Regions from separate parts of the Homo sapiens genome. Here region 1 is linked to region 2. A link is a loop called in an ENCODE intact Hi-C map of the cell type or tissue named here. Cell type or tissue: sigmoid colon. All regions are shown on one strand. Each heading gives the region's core, and the rest is flanking DNA. Links, peaks and the distances in the headings are about the cores only.

Region 1 (5,808 bases), core at 354-5,353, 110 kb before region 2:
ACTTGGAGTTAAGACAGCTTAGCTTTGAAGATAAGAGAAACTAGATGTGTGCATTTTCTATCCAGATGTGTTTGTTGCTGGAACTAAATGAAACAGTACATGGTAACCCTTGAAAGGTTTTAAACTTGTTTCTGTAACTGCTAATCTACATACTCTCAAGTCACTAACCTTCCTCTTTGATCTCTTTGTAGGCTGACCAACTGACTGAAGAGCAGATTGCAGGTGAGAAATACTCAGCTAGATTGTACCCATTAGATTCTTATTATAAATTGAATAGCCAACGTCAGAATAAGAGACTTGTATGAAATAATTGACTTTGGTATATGTCATGGATACTAACATATGGGTATAATATAATACAGTAATTCAACCTGCTTTGGCAAGTGGGATTGTAAACTTGCCGATGGAAGATGTGCAGGGCTAATTGTAGTTAAAGACATGTATTTTAGTCTGCGTGGATATACTTTGGAGCCTTGTGGTGTAGTGGTGGTCTTTGTTTTGTTTTCTGAAGACTACCTTAGTATAAAACAGGAATTCTGGGCTAGCTAACACGCTAGAAAAGGAGGCCAAGAAGTAACTAAGGCAACTTGAAATGGAGAATCAAAAAAGGAACAATTGAATTTACCCTAGTTAAAATTAGCTAACATTTTAACCTAAGAATTGCATATATAATCAGTCAGGGAATAACCATTTCTCAAGTGAAAAAATTTAAGAAGTTGGCATTCTATTCTATAAATGTCACTGTAGCAATGTGGATTTTTCTCTTAAAAAACAGTGACAGCTGTTGAAATGAAGCCGCTTAAATCTTGTCCCTTTTAGTTTGCTATGGAAGTATGCAAAATTATTACATAAAACCTGATGTCATGTTCTCTTTATGCCATGCCATAGAACATTAATACTTTTGATTTATCCTTGTACATTGAGATGGCTGGTTAATGTCAATGTTGGGGAAACTTTTTTTTCCCCCCTTGCCGGAGTTGTTTTTTTTTTTTATTGTAGTGTTGAAATGCTTTGCAAACTATTCCTTTGTTTTCATTAGACACTTTTATTAGCATGAGCACCAAGCAGTTTATTTGCCACAGTTTTCACAGTAAGCAGGAAGGGTTTGATAAGAGCTCAAAAGCACTTGAGCACTTTTTCTTAGGCTGGAGAAAACTGAGAAGCCCAGTTGGAACTATATAGCCCATTTAAAGCAAGCTCCCCACTTCCATAAGCATATAGAAGTTTGGGGGATACCAGAATTACACTAGTCACCTCAAATACTATTTGATAGGACTGTAGGTAGAAAGCTATTAGTATTAAAGACAAATTTAAGCAGGTTTTATTTTTATTTATTGTGTAATTTGACTTAAACTTAGTTTTTACTTTCTGAGGTTGGTAAATTACATGTATTGACTGTTATGAACAAAAAGCAAACAGTTTTGGGAATAATTTTTTTTTTGTTGAGTTACACTGTTTTAAAGGTATCACCTATTTGATCTCATGTCTCCTCAAAAAAAATAGACTGGGCCTGATGGCTGGTAATCTTATCACTTTGGGAGGCTGAGGCAGCAGGATCACTTGAGCCCAGGAGTTTGAGACCAGCCTGGGCAACATAGTGAGACCCCATCTCTACAAAGTAAATGTATCGTCAAAATGTTTTTCTGAAGTAGTTTTTTTTATAAATATACTGTCTCCTTCCCAAATTGTCTCAGGCTGTCTAATACTTTCACTCTTAAACTCTGACCTTCTGTAATACATTTCTTAATATTCCCAGTCAGGTACAGGTACCAACTGTATGCAGTACAGCATGTTCACTTTAGGGTAGAAAACGTTACTCAGTGTGCCATTGCATAGTTGATGGTCTGCTCTCTTAAACAACTCTTTGAAAAGAAAGTTTGTTGGCCGGGCGCAGTGGCTCACGCCTGTAATTCCAGCACTTTGGGAGGCCGAGGCGGATCACTTGAGGTCAGGAGTTCATGACCAGCCTGGCCAACGTGGTGAAACCCCATCTCTCCTAAAAATACAAAAATTAGCCAGGCATGGTGGCGTGCACCTGTAATCCCAGCCACTCAGGAGGCTGATGCAGGAGAATCACTTGAACCTGGGAGGCAGAGGTTGCAGTGAGGCAAGATCATGCCACTGCACTCCAGCCTGGGCAACAGAGCGAGACTTTGCCTCAAAAAAAAAAAAGTTTGTGTCTATTGAATATAAGAGGATCCCTCTTCAGTGATTGATAGCATTTTTATTTTTTAATTTATTTTGAGACAGTTTCACTCTTGTTGCCCAGGCTGGAGTGCAGTGGCTCAACTTCTGTCTCCCGGGTTCAAGCTGTTCTGCTTCAGTCTCCCGAGTAGCTGGGATTAGAGGCATGCACCACCTGGCTATTTTTGTATTTTTAGTAGAGATGGGGTTTCTCCATGTTGGTCAGGCTGGTCTCAAACTCGCAACCTCAGGTGATCCACCCGCCTCAGCCTCCTAAAGTGCTGGGATTACAGGTGTGAATCACCATGCCTGGCCTGGTAGAATTCTTATAAAGAATACTTGTAGTTCATCAAAACTGTGACATTCAGGACCTGTTCTCTTTATTGTCTTTAAGTTAAATCCTATCTTTTCTTGGCTTTCATCATAAAATTAGGTTTCCAATGGGAGTAGAGGGAAAAAAATCTGTTCTTAGGTTCTCTTCTTATCCTGCCTTTTCCTAGACCACAGATTTCTTTAAAGCCATTCCTTGGACCTCCAGGTTTCAGTTAAGATTTAGGGCAGAGGAACCAAAACTTCTATGCTACTAAAATAAAAATCATGTGCGGTCAGGGACCTTTTTGTTCTACTTTGTAGGCCCGGTACCTGCCACATAGTAATCATTGAATATTCCTTGAATAAATTTTATTCTCAATGAGTGTGTAACACAAAAAAGTTCTAGAGCACTACTATCCTAAGATTTCTGCCTACTCTCCAAGTCCCTTCCTCCCAAATTTGGTATATTTCAGTGTTTACCTTTGAGATGAAGGCAATTTTTTAATCTGGTAAATTGTAATTGTTGGTGGCTGGGCATGGTGGCGCATGTCTAATCCCAACACTTTGGGAGGCTGAGGCAGTGGGATTGCTTGAGCCCAGGAGTTCAAGACCAGTCTGGGCAACACAGCAAGACCCTGTCTCAAAGAAAAGAAAAAAAAATTTTTTTTTTTTTTTTTTTAGTTGTAAGTGCTGGTGACCGCTAACATCCTTGTGTAGATGAAGTTACTAAATTTTTTTTTTTTTTTTTTTTTTTTTTTTTTTTTTTGAGACGGAGCTTCACTCTCTTGCCCAGGCTGGAGTGCAGTAGCATGATCTTGGCTCACTGCAACCTTTGCTGTCCAACTTCAAGCAATTCTCCTGGCTCAGTCTCCCAAGTAGCTGGGATTACAGGCGTGCACCACCACACCCGGCTAGTTTTTGTATTTTTAGGAGAGATGGGGTTTCACCATGTTGGCCAGGCTGGTCTTGAACTGCTGACGTCAGGTGATCCGCTTACCTTGACCTCCCAAAGTGTTGGGATTACAGGCATGAGCCACTGCTCCCGGCCTAAAATTTTTTATATTACTTGGTCGTATAAAGCATTCCAGTCTAGTATGACATCACTAACAATTTCATTTTGTTGATAACTCTGCCATGATGTCATTAGTTGTTGCTGTTTGACTTTTGGAAGACTGATAGGAAAAATGTACAGTATTTTTTCCTTAAGAAGTCTGTACCTAAACTTTCATTAAATTTTCAAGGTCCAAATTTGTTTGAGAAAAATATTAATATTACTCAATGTATAGCAACAACTGCATGAAGCGCCAAAAGAGTTCCAGTACATGATCTTTAAGGGATTATTAAGTTCAGAATTTTGTGAAGAAATAGAAGTTAATAAACAGTCATTTGATTTGTTTTGTAATTGTCTTGTGATAACCTATTTTAATAAAATTTTTAAAACATGTTATTTTAATAAAATTATATGTTTAGGTAATAAACTAATTAGGGAAGGGCCTTGGGGTTGCTAATGAACAAATAAAACTTGAGTAATAGATTTTTCTGAAAGTTTCAGTTTGGTCAGCTAAAATGGATTTTGGTAGGTTCCTTATATCTATCAATTATGTAGAAGATAGCTGTTCTGTGGCATTCAGGACCTGTTCTCTTTATTGTGTGTTTAGGTTTTGACTCTTGGATTTAATTTCAGGTCATTCCTGGGAGTTACAGTTTAGAATTATATGCTTCTATACATAAAGATTACGCTAGTTCTGAAGTACAGGAAAACTGTAAAGGCAGGTGAATTAAAATTTTACTTTGGGGTTTATTATTTTGAGTTTTTACAGGTATTTTTTACTCTTTAGTATAAAAATACAAGTAAAAATTTGGAATAAACCTTGACCTTTAAAAGAAATGTTATTTGTTCCTTTCTTGAATGAATAACAAATGGTATTAGCATAGATACGGTTTTATTTTCTGCATTTTACTTATTCTAGCAAACATTTTAAGTGTTATTAGATTTTTAAATTTCTCGAAAGTTATACATAGTCTTACACTATGCATCTTCCAGTATTTAGCTTTTTGTTAAATCATGTAATAGAAAGGTGATTACTGCTAATTAAACATTGGGAATTTATGCACCTAATGGTGGTGTTAAAAGATACCCATAGCAGAGAATGTAATATAAACAAATACCTCAAAGTCCTTTAATTTTCTTGTAACCTAAATTAGGTGAAAGGTGCAATGTGTCTGAACTCCAATATATGTATTTCTAGATATTTCTACATTCTGTTTAAAAACAGTAAAATTGAAATGTCTTTATCAATTGTGCTATTTGTAGGTGGAGACTCCCTGATCTATTTTTGTCATTAGGTTGATCTAGGTTAGCACTGTATACTATCTTCATAAAATCAATTAGTGTGGTATGAACCTTCTGATTGGTATTAGATGAGTTCCTCTATAAACCAGTAATATTTAAATAAGAAAGAATGCAGTTAGGAGGCAATTGTAATAGCCCTGGCAAAGGACGATGGAGCCTTGAACCAAAATACTGGTTGTAGAGATGGAGGAAAAATCAGGCAGTATTTAAATGATAGAATTCGAGACCTGTTGACAGATTTCAGACTGAAAGAGTTAAAAGTGGCTCTTGGGCTTTTGCTAGTACCTTTAGGGTTGCCTGGGAGTATAGAATTCATTTTCATATGTTTTGCTTGTCATCAGCCAGGGGAGCTATATCCTGTAGACAGCCAGAAATAAAGACATTTATTGAGCGAGATGGGTAGACTAAAGATATCTTCGTTGTAAGTGGGTATAGATGAAGTGGCCAAGGAGTGGAAAAAAAGGATAAAATTGGTCACATCTAGACATAAGAGACAGGAGTAAGAGCCTTTGGCAGTATATGGTAGGAGGAAAATCAAAGTACTGTTACGAAGGCCAAGAAAAATTTTGAGAGTTTTTCCATGCAGTTTTGGATGCTGCAAAAAAATGAGATAGTCTTTATCTTGACATTTATTAAGTATGTATTTGTTGGACATAGTTCTAAGTGTTTGACACATACTAATTTTTTTATGGGGGGTGACCAGGTGAATACCCCTTGTGGGCATGGTATACTGTGTCACCCCACTTACTGGGCACATTTATGTCATTTCACAGAAATGAGGAAGCTGAGGCAGAAAAGGTTTAGTAGCTTGTCCATATTGCATTGCCAGAAGAAGAAACAGAGCTAGGAAATTCTAACCCAGTAGTCAAGTTACAAAGTCTCATTTTAGTTTCTATGCCATATGGCTTCACATTGAAGCATGCTTGATGGATTGGGTGACTGACTAGTAGTCATTGGTA
Region 2 (5,000 bases), core at 1-5,000:
ACCAAATCACAGCATGGGACACACTGACTATAGGATGTAGTGGGAACACTAGGTAACGGTTTCTGAGTGCTTCCTCTGTGTCAGGCACCTTGCTAAGTGCCAGTCAATGGCACCAAGATCGTCCCAGTTAATGCTCACAAAAACCCTGTAGAACAAGCATTTTTTGTTTGTTTGTTTTTGTTTTTTTTGAGACAGGGTATCCTTTGTTACCCAGGCTGGAGTGCACTGGTATGACCATGGCTCACTGCAGCCTTTTTTTTAAAAAAAATTAATTTATTTATTTAGAAAAAGAGTTTCCCTCTGTTGTCCAGGCTGCAGTGCAGTGGCGCGATCTCAGCTCACTGTAACCTCTGCCCCCTGGGTTCAAGTGATTTTCCTGTCTCAGCCTCCTGAGTAGCTGGGGTTACAGGCACGCACCACCACGCCTGGCTAATTTTTGTATTTTTGGTAGAGGGGCTCAGGCTGGTCTCGAACTCCTGGCCTCAAGTGATCTGCCCACCTTAGCCTCCCAAAATGCTAGGATTACAAGCGTGAGCCACCGTGCCTGGCCTCACTGCAGCCTTGACCTCTTGGGCTCAAGCAATCCTCCTACCTCAGTCTCCAGAGTAGCTGGGACTACAGACATGTGCCAACATGCCCAGCTAATTTTTGTATTTTTTTGTAGAGATGGGGTTTCGCCATGTTGCCCAGGCTGGTCTTGAACTCCTGGGCTCAAGAGATCCTCTCACCTCAGTCTCCCAAAATGCCGAGATTATAGGCATGAGCCACCGCACCTTGCACAAGTACTTTTATTACCCCACTTTAGAGGGGCAAAAACTGGGCACAGAGGGGTCAAGGCATGGGACTAAGGCCACAGTGGGAGTAAGTGGTGAAGACAGGGTTTGCACTGGGCTGTCTGACTTCAGAACCTCGCGTGGGGATGTGGCGTCCCCTGAGCTAAGAGCTTGCTCAGGTGACTCCAGCCTCTTTTTCAGTGTTCCTTCACTTTGTTCATTGCATGTCCAGGGAGAAGGGGATGGAAGCAGACCAGGGATCTCTCTTTGGGCCCCTTGGTCTCCCAGGCAGGGGCTGACTGAAGGTAGGCGTGTGCTCAGAGCCAGGGAGAACCAAATGACCCTGCCAAGGATGGGGTGGGAGGATGAGGGAGAAGCAGCTCAGGGGCAAAGGAGGGCACAAACCAGGCAGTGTTGGTAACAGCTACAGAAACCACCCCTGCCCTGATGGAGAGCTGATGGGCCAAGCCCCACCAGGTTTGGGAAACATTTTCTCATTAATCCTGACAGCAAGTCTTGGAAGCAGGCAGGTGCTATAATCCATACTTAAAAAATGCAGGTGGCTGGGCTACAGGCTCACGCCTGTAGTCCCAGCACTTTGGGAGGCCAAGGCGGGTAGATCACGAGGTCAGGAGTTCAAGACCAGCCTGGCCAGGATGGTGAAACCCCGTCTCTAGTAAAAATACAAAAAAATTAGCTGGGCATGGTGGTGGGTGCCTGTGGTCCCAGGTACTTGGGAGGCTGAGGCAGAGAGTTCATTGAATCTGGGAGGCGGAGGTTGTGGTGAGCTGCGATCGCGCCACTGTGCTCCAGCCTGGGCGACAGAGTGAGACTCCATCTCAAAAAAAAAAAAAAAAAAAAAAAAAAAAAAGCAGGCTTAGGAGGTGAGGACCCCACTCCATTCCCTCACTGAGAAAGGGCAAAGCCAGGGCTGGACTCCCAAGCAGTTCTGTGGCCTCCCTCCAAAGCAGACACACACCCCTTTGGGCCAGCAGGCAGGGGAGGATCTGTCCTGCAACCAGAGGAGTAGGAAATGGGGCAGTTTCTCCAACCCAGGCCAGCCCCCACACACACACATTTCAGACCCACGTGGCACAGGCACACCCCACGGTAGGCACTTTAGGAGACGCGGCTCTTCGGCCTCACTGGGCACTCAGCCTTTGTCCAAAGCAGCCCCCAGGCTTGGCTGCCCACTCCTGGGGCTGAGCCTATGCTGAAGGCACAGAAGGATCAAGACACAGATGAGGAACGCAGAAGGGCCAGCAGAGTCTGACTTGTGGTTTTGCCAAGAACCCTGCCTAGCAAAAGCTGACAGCTGAGGTTACCCTAGTTCAGATTATGTCTGGGGTGGGATAGAGAACAGAGATGCCCAAGGGAAGCTCCCAGAAAGAGGTGGAGAAACCAGGCCCAGACATTCCCTCTTCCTGTCCCAGTAGGCAGCAGGAGAGGCCTAACTAAAACCTTGACTGCAACACAGGCACTGGGGTACTTAGCACGAGCATTGCCTAAGGTTCATTGTGCAACCCGAGTAGCCTGCCACATCCTAAAATACAACGCTTTCTGAGTGAGAGGACTCTGGTTTTTCTCTAGTGGAGATGAGAACTTGGGAGGATCAGAGAATTAAACACAGAGAAGCCAGGCTTCCTGGATATGGGAGAGAAATGCGGGCTCTAGTCCCTGGGGACAGCCTGAAATGGAGATTCCCAAGGCAGAGAGCAGAGGAAATGGGGTCTTTGAACCCAGGGGCAGATGGCTGGTAGGGGGAGGGGTCAGAGATTTGGCTCTCTCAGCCTCAGCTCTCCCTCTCCGCTTTGCTGTTGAGCTGCTGCTGGGGCATCTGAACAGGCTGCCCTCATAACTGAGTGCTTAACATACAACTTTTGAGTACTGACTATGTGCCTGGTCTCCCCACAAGGAGGAGAAAGAGTGGGGACAGGAGTGGGAGCAGCTGAGCCACTAAACCACTTCAGAGACCAGGACAGTGGAATGACAAGTGCCACATCTGAGTGTTATGGGCACTCAAGAGGGGCTAGGTCGATGCTGCTGGTGTGGTCAGGGAAGTCTTCCTGAGGGAGGAGGCATTGGAGCTGGAGCCTGAAGGCTGCAGAGGCCTTTGGACTAAGAGGACAAGGAAGATGGGCTGGGCTCCACTGTGGCAGAATCCCCCAGGGTCACGAGAGAGGAGAAGCAGAAGGAAGTGTGTGGGTGTGACTTTTGCAGGGTGGCTGCTTCCTCCATCGCCAGAAGCTCAGTTTAGCTGAGGGCCCAGGAGTCAAGCTCCCCACTCCCCTGGTCTACTTGGCCCTGGCACAGCTGATTAAGCTGTTTACAACTTGCTGCGCTGTCTCCAGAGGCTGCCCCTTGTCCCTCCCTTGGGGACCCCTCATAGTGTATTCACATCAACAGATTTTAATTAGAGGGTACCCCACCCAATCCCAATCCCTCTTGCCTCGGGGCCCTGGTTCTTCCAGAGGCCAGGGCCTTGCTGGGCTGGCCACACACCAGAGAGCACGCCCTGAAGAACCGTTAGGGCTGCTCCACTGATGGGCTCCATTCCCAGTTAGACAGGAAACCAGAAGACACAGACCAGAGCCCAAGCAGGGAAGCCTCCTGAAGGCTTCTGGCAGCCTGGCAGACAGTGCCCAGCAGGGCCAGCCTCCAGGGTAGGCCTCTGACCTGCACACAGGCCCAAAGGTCTGGGGTGACAATGCACTGCCCCTTGCTAGTCTCAGTGTCCCTGAGCAGATGCCTTCGGCTCCTGCTCGACGCTTTGCTAGCCATGGTCAGATAGCTGCAGTAGCCCTGGGGCGCCGCATCCACCCACGGCCCTGATCCTTCCCAGCCTGGCCGTGGCTGCCAGGACCCAGTGGTGCCCACATCCATCCCAGCATCCCCTGGCCAGGGCACCACATTTTCCTTGAATTTTCATTGTCGAGGTCATCATCCAGCACACGGGGCTGGATGGGGGGGAGGGGTCAGAGATTTGGGCACACGGTGCCCCTGCTGCACCCTCAGCGTCAAGGGGCCCCTCCATTCCTTCATGCTGTCTTCCCCTTTCTGATTTTCCCTCTGCTCTCATCATCCTCCTGCCTACCCCCTGACCTCTTCTCTTGCTTGTCTGTCTCCGGTTTTCCTCCTCTTCCCTCCATCTCTCTCCACCCCCTCTCCTCTGTGCTTTCTCTCGGCAGGCTACAAATGGAAAACATCTGTTCCCTGGAGCTTTGCAAGAGGCCCTTTTATTATTTTTTTGAGGCATCCTGGTCTAACCCTGCACCCAGAGCTGGTTCCAGTCTTCCTGCCAAAGCCGAGGCTCTCCCACCCCGGGCAGGGGGATGGGCCCACTTTCCATGGGCTATTTCCACACCCCCTTTGCAGGGAGGGCCTTGCCCGCAGGCTGGCCCTGTGCTAATGAGCAGGGTACAGAGAGCCTGGGCCCACCCCCAAGGCCTCTTAGGGCTTCTCCAGGTGAGTGTGCTTCCTACAGAGACCCTCCCCCAGACTTCAGAGAGGTGAGCCACAGGGCAGGAGAGAAATAGGTTAGTCCCCCCAAAAGAATTCACCATGGCTAGCCTTGACCCTCAGTGGGGGCCATTTGGGTGACCCAAAGGAAATAAGCATCAGACACTCAGAGCATATAAATGCCCAGAAAAAGAAGGAAGGTGGGGAGAGGGCAAGGGAGGAAGGAGAGTGAAGATCAAGGGGACTAGAATGGAGAACGCCCAGGCCAACACAGGGAATCCAAAGGTCTCCAGGGAGTTCTCAGGTTGGTCTGAGACCCTCCATCCCTGGGACCTAGAGGGCACAAGGCAGTCAGGGGCTGCATGGGCCTGTCCTGAGAGTGGCCTCGCTGACTCGGGAAGCTGGGAGGAGGGAAGAAAAAGCTGGAGCCAGGGAAGAGGAGGACGTGGGAAGAAGGCACTGAATGAAGACAGGAGGGGGGCAGGAAGGATGACAAAGAGTAGAGGAGCATGTAGGACCAAGGGTGAGCGCCAGCTTCTCCCTGGACTATGGCTTCATCATAAACACCCGCTTCAGCCACAGCGCTGGCCACCCCACCCCAGCCCCCCAAGTCTGCCCAGGAGACACCTGGGGTGGCCTCCAACTGCGGGCCAGAGCACCGGCACCAGACCACAGGAGTCTGGCACTGGGGAGCTGAGACTCAGGCCAGCTTCCCCTAAACCTGGAGAAAGCCCAGAGCTACCCATGAGCCCTTGGACCTCCAGGGTA

Evidence for each region. Peaks named below come from ENCODE experiments on the same cell type or tissue, not always from the same donor. Only the 100,000 strongest peaks of a DNase experiment are listed, where the experiment ranks them.
Region 1: it touches region 2 in a loop (3-fold over the local background); 11 of 110 quality-filtered maps call a loop at or near these places.

The regions. Positions count from the first base shown.
Region 1 is chr2:47,165,148-47,170,955 of GRCh38, reverse strand. CALM2 (calmodulin 2) reads left to right here. Exons shown (of 6, transcript NM_001743.6): 2 at 192-222. Among named protein-coding and RNA genes, the nearest start is that of CALM2, 8.5 kb to the left of the region's middle. In sigmoid colon, for the core only: no CTCF peak of the experiment used is centred there; no DNase peak of the experiment used is centred there; H3K4me3 peaks cover 512 bases.
Region 2 is chr2:47,055,654-47,060,653 of GRCh38, reverse strand. The region is part of intron 18 of TTC7A (tetratricopeptide repeat domain 7A); the gene reads right to left. Among named protein-coding and RNA genes, the nearest start is that of STPG4, 97 kb to the left of the region's middle. RefSeq lists enhancers at 2,716-2,805, 4,106-5,000. In sigmoid colon, for the core only: no CTCF peak of the experiment used is centred there; DNase peaks (open chromatin) are centred at 1,787, 2,263, 3,013, 3,333 and 1 weaker place; H3K27ac peaks cover 3,263 bases.